Linked DNA regions of Homo sapiens: region 2 is linked to region 1. Evidence: chromatin contacts called from ENCODE Hi-C or POLR2A ChIA-PET data. All regions are on one chromosome and are shown on one strand. Each heading gives the region's core, a stretch centred on a gene start or an enhancer-like site at or near the end of the contact. The rest is flanking DNA. Distances are from core to core; before and after follow the strand shown. Region 1 holds the start of CCDC97 (coiled-coil domain containing 97). Region 2 overlaps BCKDHA (branched chain keto acid dehydrogenase E1 subunit alpha).

The links. Hi-C counts contacts between places; a loop is a spot of excess contacts on that map. ChIA-PET counts read pairs that join two places held with the same protein, here RNA polymerase II (POLR2A). Pooled maps may share reads with other maps.
Region 2: a loop to region 1 is called in a pooled map of psoas muscle, with 1.9 times the contacts of the local background. The contact joins the enhancer-like site here to the promoter of CCDC97 in region 1. A Hi-C loop is called at or near these places in 8 of 168 maps with a recorded cell type or tissue (ascending aorta, cardiac septum, heart left ventricle and 2 more), 1 of 37 single-sample maps with no recorded cell type and 14 of 50 pooled maps. POLR2A ChIA-PET finds 5 or more read pairs at or near these places in 9 of 52 experiments (A549, CD4-positive, alpha-beta memory T cell, Caco-2 and 5 more).

Annotation. Positions count from the first base shown.
Region 1 is chr19:41,308,303-41,314,533 of GRCh38, reverse strand. CCDC97 (coiled-coil domain containing 97) reads right to left here and starts at 4,362. Exons shown (of 5, transcript NM_052848.3): 1 at 4,178-4,362. The coding sequence starts at 4,223. LOC105372401 (a long non-coding RNA gene) reads left to right here and starts at 4,485. Exons shown (of 2, transcript XR_935968.4): 1 at 4,485-4,596; 2 at 4,709-6,231. RefSeq lists enhancers at 4,027-4,316, 5,590-5,769.
Region 2 is chr19:41,404,701-41,410,747 of GRCh38, reverse strand. It overlaps BCKDHA (branched chain keto acid dehydrogenase E1 subunit alpha), which reads right to left. Exons shown (of 9, transcript NM_000709.4): 2 at 1-111. Among named protein-coding and RNA genes, the nearest start is that of BCKDHA, 9.9 kb to the right of the region's middle. RefSeq lists enhancers at 908-957, 2,267-3,222, 3,223-4,177. Within about 2 kb of position 1,250, at least 18 of the 41 ENCODE cell types and tissues checked have a DNase peak (open chromatin) inside an H3K27ac peak, as active enhancers do; they include ascending aorta, heart left ventricle, heart right ventricle and 1 more, where a contact is called at or near this core.

The DNA.
Region 1 (6,231 bases), core at 3,113-5,612:
GTTAATACATTTGCTAATTTGTTTACTCATTCATTCACTCTCTCATGCATTCATGCGTTCACCCAACCACTCTTTAATAACTCTAAATCTTAGGCCGGGCGCGGTGGCTTGCGCCTGTAATCCCAGCACTTTGGGAGGCTGTGGCAGGTGGATCACCTGAGGTCGGGATTTCAAGACCAGCCTGACCAACTGGGAGAAACCCCGTCTCTACTAAAAATACAAAATCAGCCATTGTGGCACATGCCTGTAATCCCAGCTACTCGGGAGGCTGAGGCAGGAGAATAGCTTGAACCTGGGAGGCAGAGGTTGCGGTGAGCCAAGATCGTGCCATTGCACTCCAGTCTGGGCAACAAGAGCAAAACTCTAAAAAAAAAAAAAGAAAAAAAAACACTAAATCTCTGAGAGGCCCTAAGTCAGGCAATGCTGAGGATCCATAGGATGAATCCAGTCCAGCTCCTGCCCTCAGGGAGCACCCAGTCTGATGTGGGAGACAGTCAGGATCAACAATAATATGGGCAAAGAAAACAGGAAAGCTGGCTGGGCACCATGGCTCATGCCTGTAATCCAGCACTTTGGGAGGCCGAGGTGGGCAGATCACTTGAGGCCACAAATTCAAGACCAGCCTGGCCAACATGGTGAAACCCTCTCTCTATTAAAAATACAAAAATCAGCTGGGCATGGTGGTGGGCACCTGTAATCCCTGCTACTCAGGAAGCAGAGGCACAAGAATCGCTTGAACCCATGAGGCAGAGGTTGCAGTGAGCCGAGATCAGCCATTGCACTCCAGCCTGGGTGACAGAGTGAAGACTCTGTCTCAAAAAAATGGAAAGAAAACAGGAAAGCGGAGCGCTGGGCAAACCTTGGTGAGACTTGTTTCCCAAGAGTGGAGGGAGCAAGCCTGCGGCAAGCAGGAAATACGTGAAAACAGAATATAGAGACAACTTTAAGCAGCGTGGCTGGGTTGGGGAGGAAAGAAGTCACAGGTGACATACATGTGTTGTGTGTATCAGGGAGGATTTAAATCACTGATGCAGCTGAAGACTGAGCTGGACAAGGGCAGGGGCTGTGGAGGAAGGAACAGGATCATGAGTGAGCGAATCAGAAAGATGTCAGGAGGCTGAGTGGAGGAGCCACAGGGCTGACGTGCTGGAAGTAAGGGAGGCATCCAGGGGAATGGTCCGACTGCTGCTACACGGGCCTCCAGACTCCTCAGGAGAGAAATGTTGGGCTGGAGACAGAGCTGTGGGTGTCATCAGAATCAAGACAAGAACCAAAGCCAAGAGAAATGAGAGGTAGGGACTGGGGAGGGCACAGGGGAGTGGGAGAGGGATGACAAGAGGGTCCAGGAAAAAGCACTGCACAGATGCGGGGAGGACATGCCTCTGAAGCTAAAAACTGGCTGTGCAAAAGATAGCTACATCGTAATCCCTGGAGCCCATTACTGTTATCTTAAAAAAAAAGAGGCCGGTTGCAATGGCTCACCCCTGTAATCCCAGCACTTTGGGAGGCCAAGGTGAGAGAATCACTTCAGGTCAGGAGCTCAAGACCAGCTTGGCCAACATGGCGCTCTACCAAAAATACAAAAAATTAGCCAGGTGTGGTGGCGCACTCCTGTAGTCCCAGGTACTCAGGAGGCTGAGGTAGGAGAATTGTTTGAACTCCGGAGGCAGAGGTTGCAGTGAACCGAGATCACGTACTCCAGCCTGGTCAACAGAGCGAGACTCCGTCTTAAAAAAAAAGAAGGCAACGTCAAAAGGGGAAGCAGAGATTGGAGTGATGTAGCCACATGCCAAGGAATTCCAGAAACCACCACTGGCTGGAAGAGGCAAGAAATGGGTTTTCTCCCAGAGCCTGTGGGGAAGCACGACCCTGCAGACACCTGGATTTCAGTTCAGCAACACTGACTTCAGCCTTCTGGCCTTGAGAACTATGAGAGAATAAAGTTCTGTTGTTTGAAGCCATGCAGTTTGTAGTACTTTGTTACAGCACCCCTGGGAAACAAAGTCAGGCTGAGAAGGAGCAGCCTGAGAGACAGGCAGGAAATCAGGCACTGTGGTGTCGCTGAAGCCAAAGGAAAACATGCAAAAAGGATGGAAGGATCAACAGCATTTAATTCTAGTCCAGTCTAGTAAGAAAAAAAACCTGAATGGGCCAAGTGTGGTGGCTCACACCTGTAATCCCAGCACTATGGGAGGCTGAGGCAGGAGGATCTCTTGAGGTCAGAAGTTCGAGGCCAGCCTGGCCAACATGGTGAAACCCCATCTCTACTAAAAATATACAAAATTAGACAGGCATAGTGGCGGGCACCTGTGATCCCAGCTACTTGGGAGGCTGAGGCACGGGAATCACTTGAACCTGGGAGGTGGAGGTTGCAGTGAGCTGAGATCATGCCACTGCACTCCAGCCTGGGCAACAGAGTGAGACTCTCTCAAAAAACAAACAAACAAACAAAAACCTGAATGGGGGGACTGAATTGAACAACATGGGGGAAGTCAGTGCAGACCCTAATCAGAGCAGTTTCTTAGGAGAAAAGTCAGACAGTCGTGAGCAGGAGACGAGGAAATGAAGACCAAGTATACATGACTCTCTGAAGGAGACAGATGGGGCCAAGAGACAAATTTTTTTTCTTTTTTTTGAAACAGGGTCTTGCTCTGTTGCTCAGACTGCAATGCAATAGTGCAAACACAGCTCACTGCAGCTTTGACCTCCTGGGCTCAAGTGATCCTCCCGCCTCAGACTCCTGAGTAGCCGGGACCACAGGAATGCACCATCAAACCTGGCTAATTTTTTTTTTTTTGAGACAGAGTTTTGCTCTGTTACCCAGACTGGAGTACAGTGGTGCGATCTCTGCTCACTGCAACCTCCGCCTCCCGGGTTCAAGTGATTCCAGTTGGTGCCTCAGCCTCCCGAGTAGCTGGGATTACAGGCACATACCACGACGCCTGGCTAATATTTGTATTTTTAGTAGAGATGGGGTTTCGCTATGTTGGCTAGGCTGGTCTCCAACTCCTGACCTGAGGTGATCTTCCTGCCTCCGCCTTCCAAAGTGCTGCGATTACAGGTGTAAGCCACCGGGCCCGGCCTTAATTTTTAAATTTTTTGTAGAGATGGGGTCTGGCTATGTTGCCAGTGCTGGTCTCAAACTCCTGGGCTCAAGTCTCACTCTGCTGCAGAGGCTGGAGTGCAGTGGTGTAATAATCTTAGGTCACTGCAATCTCAAAGGATTCGAGTGACACTCCCACCTTAGTCTCCTGAGTAGCTTGTCCTAGCTACTCCCTAGCCACCAGGCCTGGCTAATTTTTAAATGTTTATAGAGATCAGGTTTCTCTCTCTTGCCCAGGCTGGTCTCAAACTCTTGGGCTCAAGCAACTCTCCTGCCTTGGCCTCCCAAAGTGTTGGGATTACAAGCGGGAGCCACTGCACCCGGCCTTAAGACTTTTTTTAGGTTAAATTTTTTATTTTTAGAAAATTTCAAACATACACAAAAGTAGAAAGTACAACGACAATTCTCCCCCTACCTCCATATACCAATCATCTCCATCTGGCTTCCACAATTACCAATTCTTGGCCAGTGGTGTTGGAGCCACGCTTCCAATCACACCTCACCCGACGTCGGATTACTTTGAAGGTTGTGGGAAAGCACAGAAATTGAGTAAGGACTTTGAAAGGAGCCTGGCTGGATTTCGGACTTTGGGGGAAACGGGAGTTACAATGAAATGAAGGAATCGTTAGATTGGGATAAGTTTGCATGAGGCAGGTAGAAGTTTAGCCTGGAAAGGTAGGAGGATTCGTCTAGAGAGCAAGGGAAGGCTCAGCTTGGTACAGGGAAGGAGGTAATTTGAGAAGGGCTGGTCTGAGGCAATGCAGGAATTAGGCCGGGGTAGAGAGGTTTCTGTTAATTTGAGAGTTAGCCTGGTAAGGAAATGAATTAGGGACATGGAAAGGATTGGTCTGGAACTGGGAAGAGGTTAATTTCGGGGGGAAGGAATGGAGGAAAAGAAGGTCAGCCCGCGACAAGGGAGGGAATAATCTGGGCAAAGTAGTGAAGAGGACCGGTAAAGCTGAGGGGGGTGGGTGTCCCCCTAAAACGAGTCCTACTTCGCGTTCCTGGGGGAATCATTTCCTAGAGACACCGCAACCGCACCCACCCGCCGCCTGCGCGTGACCAAGATCTCACCCTTATCGGGTTCCTTCGCCGCCGTCGCCGTCGCCACGGCCTCCATCCTGATTCTCTCGGACTTTTCAACCGCCCGGCGGGCCCCGCACACTAACCTCCGGCCCACGCACGCAAGAGACACTTTCGCCTGAGAATGTTCCGGGTCCGGGTGCACCGCTGCGCCCAGGCACCGAAGTTCCGGGCCTAAGGCAGACGTTGCATTGCGCATGCGTGCCTCTCTCGGGCTCCGCCCTCCGCAGCCAGGAAGGAAAGGGGCTCCCCGGAGAGTGAGAGACCCTTAAACCTCTCCTGTCAGTCAGTAGGAACCAGAATCATTGTTCGTTTTATCACTGCTGTGACTCCAGCTCCCAGCGTGCTTAATTTTGGGATGGATGGCTAAAGGACTTTCCCCCGGAGCCTGGAGCCGTCATACGCTGAGGGTTCGTGCTCTCGTTTAGACCCCCGCTTGTCCTTTTCCTTTCTTAACTCCTTCAGGAATTCAGGAATATTACTAAGCCTTGACTCTTTTTTTTTTTTTTTTTTTTGAGACAGGGTCTCGCTTTGTCGCCTAGACGAATGCAGTGGCGCGATCACAGTTCAAGTAACCTCACATTCCTGTGCTCAAGTGATCCTCCTGCCTCAGCCTTTGGAGTACTTGGGACTACAGGCGCGCACAACCGCGCCCGGCTAATTTTTAAAATTTTTTTGTAGAGCCAGGGGTCCCACTTTGTTGCCCAGGCTAGTCCCCAACTCCTGGCCTCAAGCAATCCTCCCGCTTCAGCCTCTCAAAATGCTGGGATTACGCGCGTGAGCCACCAGCCTGGCTTACTTCCGTCATCATACCCTGTCTCTGGCTGGCATGAGATGGATAGTGAGATAGAACTTCCCATTTTGTGTTCCCAGGACCTGGAGGAAATCTACAGGTGTGAAACAAGACAACTCTGGTCCTTATTTCCCTATGGGATGGGTGGGGCTCTATTTAGGTGTTACCAGCAGAGTAGACAGACATGTCACTCAGTGGCCAGGGCTTTGATGGATCCAGAGGGCTGAGGGAGCTGTCCACCCCAGGCTGGAGGGTCAAGGAAGCCTTCTTTCTGGGAGGGTACCCTCAAGCTAAGACCTGAAGAACGAGTAGGAGCTGGGTTAAGAGGAAGGTAGGGAAGAGTCTTGAGGAGGATGGCACGTACGGACGGTTCTGGTTGCTGCAAGCACTTCACTACGGTCAGGGCATAGGAAAGGAGCTCTAACTTGAAAGCCATGATTGGGCTGTGGAGGTTTTGAGAACCTCATGAATTTTTATGCAAAATTCCATGTACCTCTGTATTCTCCAATGCAGTGGTTCATGGCATCATTTGTGGGTTCCAAAAAGGACTTATGGCTCCTCAGAACAAAATAAACACTGATTTGATATTCAAAGGGGGAGCAGAAAGAGAGGGCGCCAGCGATGTTACCAGGTGCTAGGCCATGCAGGGCCTCATAAGCCATAGTAAGTGGCTTGACCTCCTTTATTCTGAAGGGAGTGGGCATCAAGGGACTGGAGATGAGACGTGTGAGAAAAACTGGCTGAGAACAGAGGAAGAGCTTCCCCATTTGCATTCCCTTGAGGTCTGGAGTTGTGGAAGAAAGCCAAGGAGGTCCCTATTTACCAACCCAGATTCCTAGGCATTACCAGGAGAGGCCAGCAGAGGGCGCTGTAGCCCAGCATATGGACATGAAGGGAAGGGGACTTTCCAGACTAAAGGCCCTGCCACCTCCTCTCTGGCGCATTCTAGGGTCCCTTTTAGCCACCAACCTTGGTTCCTTCTCACGTTCTGATGCCCTACCCGAGATTCTGAGACTAGTCAGTTTCCCTCCCTTGTTTTTGTTGCCCATCTCCCCTTCACAAGGCTCTGAGCTCCCACCAGGGAAGATTGGGGCTGAATTGGCTTCTCCTGTGGCCCAGCATTGTCTCTCACAAGGAGCCAGGAACACAGCATGTATGAGGGAACGAAGACATAAGGTTGCTAAGGAAGGGGAAGATGGGCCATGGGGATGCAATCTGGAGTCTTTTACCCTGGCTCACTCCTCCAGGAAGC
Region 2 (6,047 bases), core at 1-2,500, 99 kb before region 1:
GATGACGTTGGGCTGGATGAATTCCAACTTATCTATAAACTCCGCCGAGGCCCCTGGGAACTGGGGCTTGTCATCCAGAGATGAAAACTGCTGCTGCTGCCTGGGGGGGTGCTGGGGAAGAGAGCAGAGGAGACCACCTGCATCAGAAGCAGCACCCAGGTTTCCGCTGGCTCAGCCCCGGCGGCAGGCAGGCGGCATGGTGGTTGAGCATGTGGCCCCAGTGAACTCTGGGGCCTGACTCACAGGGTCTGAGCCCCAACTCCAGCACTTTCTCACTGCGACACTTTGGATAACTGACTACAACTTCTGTGTCTCAGTTTCCCCATCTGAAAAACTGGGATGAAAACAGTTAACACCTATCCCATAGGACTGTTGTGAGGTTAAATGACTCAATCAAGTGGCTGGCAAGTCAATAACTGGTAGCTATTACTATTCTCATTACCATAGGCCCAAACTCTTCATCCTGGCATTCGAGGCCTCCCCATTCTGGCCACAGATGCCCCCTCCTCTCTCTCTCCCACTGTGACCACAGACACACATGCCCACTGCAGGATGCCCTCTAGGCATACAGACCAGCTCTCTTCTGATCCCTATACCATACACCAGCGAAGCTACTCAGGACAGAGCTTAAGTCTTTGAGCTCTTAAGAGTCAGACTGCCTAGGTTCAATTCCCTTACTGCCTTTAGGAGGCAGAGGCAGGCGAATCTCACTTGAGGTCAGGAGTTCGAGATCAATGTGGCCAACATGGCGAAACCCTGTACCCACTAAAAATAGAAAAATTAGCCGGATGTGGTGGCACATGCCTGTAGTCCCAGCTACTCAGGAGGCTGAGGCAAGAGAATCACTTGAACCCGGGAGGTGGGGGTTGCAGTGAGCCGAGATTGCGCCATAGCACTCTAGCCTGGTGACAGTGAGACTCCATCTCAAAAAAAAAAAAAAAAAAAAAAATCCCTTAGAGGGTGATATGGCAAAGTAACTTCCCCTCTCCACGTGTCCCCTTCCTTGTCTATAAAAATGGAGAACCCCTCATGGAAATGAGAGGCTTAAACAAGATCACATGAATAAAATGTTCAGCAAAGCATCTGTAAGCCACCTAACAAATGCTCAAAACAATCTTAGCAATTCTCATTTCTCCCTCTCATCTCTGCTTGCTTTACAAGAAGGTCTCTTTCCCTATCGCCTGGCAAACTGCTACATACGCTTCAGTGTCCACTCTACTCTGGTCCCAGCTCCCTCTGCGAGCCCAGACTGACTCATTCAACAAATATTTGAGCACCTGACATGTTCCAAGCCCTGTGCTGGGTTCTGGGGACCTAAGACAGGCAAGATATCTGTCCTTGCTGCCTAGCAGGGAGGGCAGACACTAAACAAGTAACAATGATGGTGGTTCATATTATCCTATAGCAGAAGAAAGCGAGGGTAAGGCTTCCCTGGGGAAGTGATGTTAGAGCTGAAACCTGAGGGATAACCAGGAGGCAGGGAAAGCACATTCTCGGCAAGGTGTATAGAACATGCAAAAGACAAAAAGTGGCCAGGCACAGTGGCTTATGCCTGTAATCCCAACACTTCGGGAGGCTGAGACCAGCCTGGCCAACATGGTGAAACCCCATGTCTACCAAAAATACAAAAATTAGCTGGGCGTGGTTGCGCACACCTGTAATCCCAGCTACTCAAGAGGCTGAGGCAGGAGAATCACTTGAATCCGGGAAGCGGAGGTTGCAATAAGCCCAGATTGCACCAACACATCCCAGCCTGGGCAACAGAGACCCTGCCACACACACAAAAAAAGACAAAAGGCAAGGAATAGTGTGTCCTTCATGGAAGACAGAAGGAGCTCAGGGCCTGGCAAGGTGGCTCATATCTGTAATCCCAACACTTTGGGCTCAAGGATTACTTGAGCCCAGGTGAGCCCAGGAGTTCAAGACCAGCCTGAGATCACATCTCTACAAAAAATTTTAAAAATTACTCAAGCATGGTAACATACACCTATAGTCCCAGCTACTTGGAAGGCTGAGGTGGGAGAATCGCTTGACCCCAGGAGGTGGAGGCTGCAGTAAGCCATGATCACACCACTGCACTCCAGCCTGGGCAACAGAGCAACATGCTGTCTCAAACAAAAAAAAAAGCTCAGAGGGGCTGGAGGAGTCCTGCAAGGACATCACACCTCCTCAGGTCAGATGAGGAATGGCTGAGAAAGCCCAGGAGACCTGTGAGAAGCCTATAAATGCTCAAAGGGATATGAACCCACTGGGACTCTTAGCTCTGGAGCTAGGCAGCCTAGAACCAGCCGAGGCGTTGCAATAGCTCCCCCTTATGAAGCACCTGCTGTAAGCCAGCTGAGCCTGGCAGGCACAAGCCTACTAACTCCTCGGGGAATTTGTGAGGTTGATTATCTGCCATTGCCCTTGAGTAGATGAGGAAACCGAGGCCTGGGGAGGTAAAATAACCTGCACCAAACCACAAATTTAAAAAAAAAAAAAAAAAGGTGGGGATGCTGGGCAGTGGCTTACGCCTGTAATCCTAGCACTTTGGAAGGCCAAGGCAGGAGGATCACATGAGCTCAGGAGTTTGAGACCAGCCTGGGCAACAGTGAGAAACCCTGTCTCCACAAAAAAATACAAACATTAGAAAGGCATGGTGACACATGCCTGTGGTCCCAGCTACTTGGGAGGCTGAGGCAGGAGGACTGCTTGAACCTGGAAGGATGAGGCTGTAGTGAGCTGAGACTGTGCCACTGCACTCCAGCCTGGGGGACAAAGTGAGACCCTGTCTCAAAAAAAAAAAAAAAAAAAAAAATTACATCAGAACTGGGCTTCCAACGCTGAGATTCAGGCTCCTAGACATCCATGCTCCTCACCCCAACTGCCCCTGCAGCCTGATTTTCAAACATCTGCAACTTTTCTTCCCACTACTCCCGGGATTCCTCCGAGGTCAGTAATGGTGGCTTCACTTCCCACAGATGTTAAAGAATGGCAGGGTTTGCCACAAGCTGGATCTCACACATGCGTGCTCAAATGTGTCCCTCCGTCTTCCTTTAACTGCAGTGAACAAGCTGTCCACAGTTCTAGCGGGGTAGCATGTTCAGTGTGTGTATTTATTTGCATTTGTAGTCGTGAGGAAATTACACTCCCAATGGCAGGGCAGATTCAGGCCTGGCAATGTCACTGCAGGCCTCCCCTTGTGAGGAGGAAACAGCCGGCCTCTTGCAGCACAGTGCTTCCCCCTTCTGAGTACCCAGCATAGCCAGACACTGACCTAGAAGATTGCTTTGTTTCGTGTCTGTCTCCCACACACACCACAATCCCAGGAAGGCAGAGACAGCGTCCAGGTTGCCTTCACAGCAGGCACTCAAGAGGGAATTCCTGAGTGAATGCATGAATGGGCTGTTAAGTTCCCTGGCTCTGGAGTTCAACTGCCCTGGGTTCTAATTTCTTAGCTCATTGTGTGGCTCTCTGCAAAAACACTTCACCTCTCTGAATTTCCTTATCTGTAAGAAGGCTGCAGAACACCACGTGAAAAGTTGCTAAGTTAACTCACACCAGGGGTTCAGCACCGATCTGGGACGTATTACATACTCAAAACTTGGTAAGAGAGAGAAAAACAAAATCTAGGAAGGTGAGAAGTGGGAGAAAGGGAAGTGACTACACTGTATGAGATAGGGAAAAGAGGAGCTGGGAAGAACTAACTGCACCTTAAAGTGGATACTAAAATCAAACTGTGGCGATGTGCAGCGGCTCATGCCTGTAATCCCAGTACTTTGGGAGGCTGAGGTGGGAGGATCACTTAAGGCCAGTGGTTCGAGATCAGCCTAGGCAACATAGTGAGTCCAGCCTAGGCAAAACCCTCGTCTCTGAAAAATTTTTAAATTAGCCAGGAAGGCTGGGCGTGGTGGCTCACGCCTGTAATCCCAGCACTTTGGGAGTCCGAGGCAGGCAGATCACCTGAGGTCAGGAGTTCAAGACCAGCCTGGCCAACATAGTGAAACCCTGTCTCTACTAAAAATACAAAAAACAGCCGTGCATGATGGTAGGTGCCTGTAATCCCAGCTACTTGGGAGGCTGAGGCAGGAGAATGGCTTGAACCTGGGAGGCGGATGTTGCAGTGAGCCAAGATGGCACCATTGCACTCCAGCCTGGGTGACAAGAGTGAGACTCTATCTAAAAAAAAAAAAAAAAATTAGCTGGGAATGGTGGCATTTACATGTAGTCCAGATACTGGAGTTGCGGGAGGCTGAGGTGAGAGGATGGCTTGAGCCCAGGAGGTCAAGGCTGCAGTGAGCCATGACTGCACCATTGCACTCCAGCCTGGGCAACAAAGTGATACCCTGTCTCAAAGAACAATAAAACCAAACTGTGGCCCCAGCAGATACTCCAGAGAGGGAGACTGAGGCACAGGGGAGACGGCATGCTGATGGAAGAGGACCGAAGGCTGAAGTCTTCAGACGGGCACTAAGAGGGGAGGCCAGAGTCTGAGAACAAACCACTGTGTCAGGGCAGGACTGTCAGCCTCTAGAGGCTGGACAGCTATCTTCACGGCACCCCAGTGTGCTCCACATACTGCAGCTGGGTCTCGGCTGTACCCTCCTCCCCTCTTTGCTGGGCTGGTGGAGATAATGGTAGTCCCCAGCCCCAGGGTTGCTGCCCCAATTCAGTGAGCTATGCAAAGGGCTCCACGCTGTGCCTGGTCCTGAGGAAATGCTCCATAATGGGAGTGGGTGGCCAAATGCCTGCAGAGGAAGGATGCGACTCCACCCATCTGTTCCTCTAGTTTTTGGAAGGGGGTGGGGGAGTCTGTCCCGGTGGCCAGTGATTTACAATGGCAGAGGCTGCACAGATTTACACAAAGCTTCATGCCACGTCCTCTCCCACCATGCAGGAAAGCACAACCTGCCCGCTCTGGATGGTCTGGTCTGCCCAGGAAGTACTGGGGTGACCCTGGTGGAGTCACTTGAAGGCACCATGGCTAAGCGCATGGACTCTAACTGAGCAGACCGCTGCCTGATTATGTGACTTAAACTCCCTGAGCCAAGTGCAGTGGCAGACGCCTGTAATTCTAGCTACTCTGGAGGCTGAGGCAAGAGGATCACTTGAGTCCAGGAGTTCGAGGCCAGCCTGGGAAACATAGTGAGACCTCGTCTCTACAAAAATAAATATATAAATAAAATTTAAGGCCAGGTGTGGTGGTTCACACTTGTAATACCAGCACTTTGGGAGGCCAAGGAGGGAGGATCGCTTGAGCCCAGGAGTTCAAGACCAGCCTGGATAACATGGCAAGACCCCATCCCTACAAAAAATTAGCTGGGCATGGTGGTGCACACCTGTACTCCCCAACTACTTGAGGGGCTGAGGTGGGAGGATCGCTGGAGCCCAAGAGGCTGCAGTGAGCCAAGATCACACCACTGCACTCCAGCCTGGGTGACAAAGTAAGACCTGTCTCAAGGAAAAAAAAAAGAAAAAATTTTTAAAGAAAAACTCCCTGAGCCTCAGTTTCCTCCTGTGTACACCGAGGGTGGTATAAGTACTTATCTCAGGGGTTGTCATGAGGATTAACCGAGTTGACCTGTGTGGATTGCTCAGCCCAGTGCCTGGCACATAATGTTTCATAAACACAAGTAGTGAGTAAGTATTTCTCATGATTGTTCTTGTTAAACAGATACTGAACATTTGCTCCAAATCATGCCCTGAACTGAAGGCTAGAGACAGGGAGGGATGAATGACAAACACTGAACACACAAGTTATAATCAAGACAGGTGATCTTACTCACATTGCTTCACCTGACTAGCCTAAAAAAACAAAAAAGTGTCAAGTTGACAGGTAAGCCAAATGAAAATACAGAAATAATATGGCTGGGTGCGGTGGCTCATGCCTGTAATCCCAGCAGATTTGGGAGGCTGAGGCAGGTGAATCACTTAAGGTCAGGAGTTCATGACCAGCCTGTCAGGCTGATCACGATGGTGAAACCCCATCTCTACTAAAAATACAAAAATTAGCCAGGCGTGGTGGCACGCACCTATAGTCCCAGCTACTCAGGAGGCTGAGGCAGGAG